2 separate regions of the Homo sapiens genome follow, and region 1 is linked to region 2. A link is an interaction called in ENCODE POLR2A ChIA-PET data of the cell type or tissue named here. Cell type or tissue: Panc1. All regions are shown on one strand. Links, peaks and the distances in the headings refer to the core of each region. The heading gives the core; the rest is flanking DNA. Region 1 has its middle 89 kb from the start of LMNB1. Region 2 has its middle 48 kb from the start of SPMIP10.

Region 1 (2,806 bases), core at 16-2,515, 190 kb after region 2:
CTGGCAGAGGTACTGCCCAGCTGTGGCCAGATCAACCCGTGGAATAATGAGATACAATAACGTAGTTGTTTTGGACCACTAAGTTCTGTTACGTGGCACTAGATAAGGTTATGAGGATTAAATAAAGTAATTTTATTTTTTTCTCTTTTGACACAGGGTGTCGCTCTGTCCACCAGGCAGGAAGTGCAGTGGCGCCATCTCGGCTTACTGCAGCCTCGACCTCCGGGGCTGAAGTGATCCTCCCACATCAGCCTGTTGAGTAGCTGGGTCCACAGGTGCATACCGACACACCTGTCTAATATTTTGTATTTTGTGGAGAGCTGGGGGTCTCACCGTGTTGCCCAGGCTGGTCTCGAACTCCTGGGCTCAAGCCATCTGCCGGACTCAAGCCATCTGCCTGCCTCAGGCTTCCAAAGTGCTGGGATTGCAGGCGTGAGCCACCGCGCCTGGCCAGGAGGTAAGTTTTAAAGTGTTGGATAGGGCCGGGCTCATTGGCTCACGCCTGTAATCCCAGCACTTTGGGAGGCCAAGGCGGGCGGATCACGAGGTCAGAAGTTCGAGACCAGCCTGCCCAACATGGTGAAACCCCACCTCTACTAAAAAAAAAAAAATAATAAAATAAAATAAATTAGCTGGGTATGGTGGTCGCGCGCCTGTAATCCCAGCTACTCGGGAGGCTAAGGAAGGAGACTTGGGCCTCCATAGCCGTTTCAAGACGCCCTAGAAACAGATGCCACGGACTGAACCCCGGAGGTGGAGGTTGCAGCGAGCCGAAATTCCCCCACTGCACTCCAGCTCTGTACGACAGAGTAGGATTTTGTCTTAAAAAAAAAAAATCAAAGTGCTGGATAGTGCATGGCTCATGAGAAGGGCCTGGCACTATATACATATTTGTGGAATAAAAAACAAGGACCTAATGGTCACAGAAATAGTGTCATGACCAAAAATGTAAGATTAACTTAATTCTTTGCACATGATGTTCACAGATAAGCTAAAACCTCTGCTAAAGACTCATATATTCATTTCCTTGATGGGAAAACTATGGCCCTGATTGATAGATGAAAAGTGTATTCCAAAAAAGAGAGTGTCTCATAACGAAGCAGGGCTCCCTGAGCCAACTCTCCTTCTGTTGTCTTTGTGCACAGAATTTAGAGCCTCAAGAAAGCATTGGATGTATGAGCTCAGTGACTCACGAATGTCTCATTTCTGGGAACACAGACAACTGATGGGCTATATTCGTTTTCCTCTGTAGCACTAGACCCAGAACTAGCAAATTTTTATCTGTAATGAATTCTCAATTAACCCTAGGTCTTGGTATCAGGAAATACAGGGAAAATAAAAATCTACCCATAATTCAAAGATCTCAATCAAATCAGTAATTTCAACCTCCAGAAAGTTATCTTAATAGTTCTTTTTATTCCCAAGCACAGTGCACAATAAATATCTGTTGATTATTTAAAATTAATCCCTCTTCCATTTGAATAAGAGTTAAAACAATTTGTTTATGGTCTTTCAAATTGATTATTAAAATTGTTCTTTGAAACCCTGGCTAGGGCAAAATAACCTAGATGGTAGCAACAGTGAGTGAAAGGATAGAAAGGGAGTGGCACCACTGTTCATCTGTGAAGCGGGAGCTAAGCCTTGTGAATCTTACAAGAACTATATGAGGTAGATACTGTCTCCATTTTACAGGAGCAAAAACTGAGGCTTAGGTAGATGGGGTCACTTTTCTGCAATCTGCAGCTGGGGCATTATGGAGCCAGGATTCAAACTCACGTCTTGGCTGTGCATGGTGGCTCATGCCTGTAATCCCAGCACTTTGGGAAGCTGAGGAAGATGGATTGCTTGAGGTCAGGAGTTTGAGACCAGCTTGGCCAACATGGTGATACCCTGTCTCTACTAAAAATACAAAAATTAGCCAGGTGTGTTGGTGGGCACTTGTAATCCCAGCTACTTGGGAGGCGGAGGTGGGAGAATCTCTTGAACCTGGGAGGCGGAGGTTGCAGTGAGCCGAGATTGTGCCACTGCACTTCAGCCTGGGTGACAGAGGGAGACCCTGTCTCGAAAAAAGCCGCACAAAAAGCTTTCATGTAGCCTTACTCCCTAGCTGGTTCTCTTTTACTCTATCACGTTGGGAAGAGGAGACAGTATCACCCCAGAATGACTTAAATAGCAAGGGGAAGGCAAAATGTCTTAAAGCCAATTCCTAGACACTGAGACTTTTGTGAAGCCAAAAAAAAGGAGCGTATCATCTGAAGGCATCAATAAAAAAAGAAAAGAGGCCAGGTGCGGTGGCTCACGCCTGTAATCACAGCCCTTTGGGAGGCCAAGGCAGGTGGATCACAAGGTCAAGAGTTCAAGATCAGCCTGACCAACATGGTGAAACCCCGTCTCTACTAAAAAATACAAAAATTAGCTGGGCGTGGTGGTGCGCACCTATAATTCCAGCTACTTGGGAGGCTGGGGCAGGAGAATCGCTTGAACCCAGGAGCCAGAGGTTGCAGTGAGCCAAGATCGTGCCATTGCACTCCAGCCTGGGCGACAGAGCAAGACTTCATCTCAAAAAAAAAAAAAAAAAAAGAGAAAATTGGTGGATCATAGCCCATGTATTTCTGCAGAACTGACACATTTTGAGAGAGTTGGCAGTTGCCCAGATATCACAAGCCATAGTGCCAACTTCTCATGACTCCAGCCTCAGCAGCACCAGGCTTCATGTGGTCCGTCTGCCAGAAAGCAGGTCCTCATATGCTTGGCTGGGAAGAATGATGTCAAGCCAGGTCCATCATGGTCCCTAACTTCTTGTCCT
Region 2 (2,806 bases), core at 143-2,642:
ACAAAAATTAGTTGGGCGTAGTGGTGTACACCTGTAACCCTACCTACTCTGGAGGCTGAGGTGGGAGAATCACTTGAACCTGGGAGACGGATCTTGCAGTGAGCCAAGATTGTGCCACTGCACTCCAGCCTGTATGACACAGCGAGGCTCCATCTGAAACAAACAAACAAACAACAACAAAAAAGCAACAACAACAACAAAAACCAGCTCTGGCGTGGTGGCTCACACCTGTAATCCCAACAGTTTGGGAGGCCAAGGTGAGTGGATCACTTGAGCTCAGGAGTTCAAGACCAGCCTAGCCAACATAGTAAATCCCATCTATACTAAAAATTCAAAAAATTAGCCAGGTGTGGTGGCATGGGCCTATAGTCTCAGCTACTTGGGAGGCTGAGGCATGAGAACTGCTTGAGCCTCGGGAGGCAGAGGTTGCATTGAGCCAAGATCAGGCCACTGCACTCCTGCTCAGGCAACAGAGGGAGACCCTGTCTCAAAAACAAACAAACAAAAAACCCAGCTTCTCACACACTATTGGGACCTGGAAGAGACTGATTATGAGACATCCAATGATCATGAAATTAGAGTGAGCTGCCTATTATGATCTACCAAGTCATAAACTCGCAGATGTCAGTGCATTCCATCATAAGGTGGAAACAGTACATCTGAAACTGGGATCAGGTAGGTCCGGAAGGCACAAATAATCTGTACAAACTGATGTCAGTAGTCCAGGCTGACATATCACCCACTATTCTTACACAAACATTTTTCCTTCAGCTCATACCTATAGTTTCATGAGGCTTCACTAGGACCACCCAATAGAGAAAGAAAAATCCTGGCCTTGGTATGTTGCTATAGGCAGAAAAGAGACTGTTGCTGCTCTACGGCCCATTTGGGCTGAAAGATAATGGTGGACGCTAATTATCTCAATGGCCAGAAATTCAGGGGACGGGGGACTCCTGGTTGTCTACTATGTGTGGAGAGAAACATTGCCCAGCAAAAGGTGGGGATACATGGTTCATGGGCAGTGGCAAGTGGTCTGCCGGCTTGGAAATAACAAGACTGAAAAAAATTACAAAGAATGCCTGGAGAGGCTGGACATGGTGGCTCATGCCTGTAATCCCAGCACTTTGGGAGCCCGAGGCAGGTGGATCACCTGAGGTCAGGAATTTGAGACTAGCCTGGCCAACATAGTGAAACCCTGTCTCTACTAAAAATACAAAATTAGCTGGGCATGGTGGCACACGCCTGTAATTCCAGCCCCTTGGAAGCTGAGGCAGGAGAATTGCTTGAACCCGGGAGGCAGAGGTTGCAGCAAGCCAAGATTGTGCCACTGCACTCCAGCCTGGGCAGCAGAGCGAGACTCCGTCTCAAAAACAAACAAAAAAAGAATGCTTGGAGAAGAAGCATGTGAGTAGATTGATGGGAGTGGGCAAGAAATGCCAGCTAATGTCCACTAGAGAGCATGCACTGCAGATGAGGCTCTAAACAGGCAGTCACCTAGTGGATGCCAGCTAGCTTCTATCCTCAGCCACACCAGCGTTTGCACAGTGGTTTATGAGCAGAGTAGCTGTGGTAGAAGCAATGTGGGTTATGCGTGAGTTCAGCAGCATGGGTTCCCTCTCAAAAATGCTGATCCAGTTACTGTTGCTGCTGAGTGTCCAGCCACAGGAACAAAGAGCAAAACTGAGCCCTCCAGGCAGTACAGCACCTTGAGAAAACCAACCGCTACTTGTTGGTAAAATGATTATATCAGACCCCTTTCATTCTGCAAAGAGCAACAATTCAACCTGGGCAACACTGTATTTATTATAGCCTCAGGACCAGCCGCAGCAGTCAGGGTTGTTCAGTTTGTTCCACTAGCCTTTCTCTTTTAAGGTCCCAGAAATTGCACCAGCCAGAATCCCAGAAAACCTGCAGCCAGATGGACTGACATTAACATGAGAAACATTTGGAGCTGAATGGTACAAAGGGTAGACTGTAGCAGATGCTGTTGGTGCCCTCATAAACCCCCCTAGACAGGCTGGTGTGCCAGCATTGGCTGCTAATGGTTTACACATGTGCTCCTCCCCAGAGATTTGCATTTGGCTGAAGGGAGCTGCCTAAGCCTCAGATGACTGAAAGATTAACATACTCCCCACCCCACAGATAATCTGTGGTCAATGACTGTTGGATGCAGGGGAATAGGCCCAGCCCCTTGCTTCCGGAAGGTTCACCAAACATTTGTGCTCCCCCTTCCACAGTGCCCGGAGGCAGTGTCCAGCCATAGACTGCATTTCTCAGCCTCCTTGCAACGAGCCAGGGCCATGTGGATAGTTCTCATCAGTGGAATGTGAGAGGAAATGAGATGTATTCTCTCAAGACCAAGAAGATTAAGAAGCCTTCTCTGCTTGTTCTTTCTCCATCCTTCATCCTGCACGCAGAGGACATGGAAACCCTACAGCTGGGTTAACCCTACTGGTTAACCCTACCCAGATTAAAGGAGCTTGGGTTCCTGAATCACCTCATGGAAGGCTGCCACCAGTCAGGAACACCTGCACTGTTAAGTGAATGAGAAATAAACTTTTACTGTGTTTAGCCACCAAGGTTTAGGAGTTGTTTTATTTTATTTTATTTATTTTATTTCATTTTATTTGAGACGTAATTTCGCTCTTGTTGCCCAGGCTGGAGTGCAATGGTGCAATCTCGGCTCACCGTAACTTCCGCCTCCCAAGTTCAAGCAATTCTCCTACCTCAGCTTCCCGAGTAGCTGGGATTACAGGCATGTGCCACCAAGCCCGGCTAATTTTTCGTATTTTTAGTAGAGACGGGG

The links. ChIA-PET counts read pairs that join two places held together with the same protein. Peaks named below come from ENCODE experiments on the same cell type or tissue, not always from the same donor. Only the 100,000 strongest peaks of a DNase experiment are listed, where the experiment ranks them.
Region 1: POLR2A ChIA-PET joins it to region 2 with 7 read pairs; 1 of 35 experiments calls an interaction of 5 or more read pairs at or near these places.

Annotation. Positions count from the first base shown.
Region 1 is chr5:126,864,320-126,867,125 of GRCh38, forward strand. No RefSeq gene overlaps it. Among named protein-coding and RNA genes, the nearest start is that of LMNB1, 89 kb to the left of the region's middle. In Panc1, for the core only: no CTCF peak of the experiment used is centred there; a DNase peak (open chromatin) is centred at 1,182.
Region 2 is chr5:126,678,263-126,681,068 of GRCh38, forward strand. No RefSeq gene overlaps it. Among named protein-coding and RNA genes, the nearest start is that of SPMIP10, 48 kb to the left of the region's middle. In Panc1, for the core only: a CTCF peak has its summit at 1,429; a DNase peak (open chromatin) is centred at 1,469.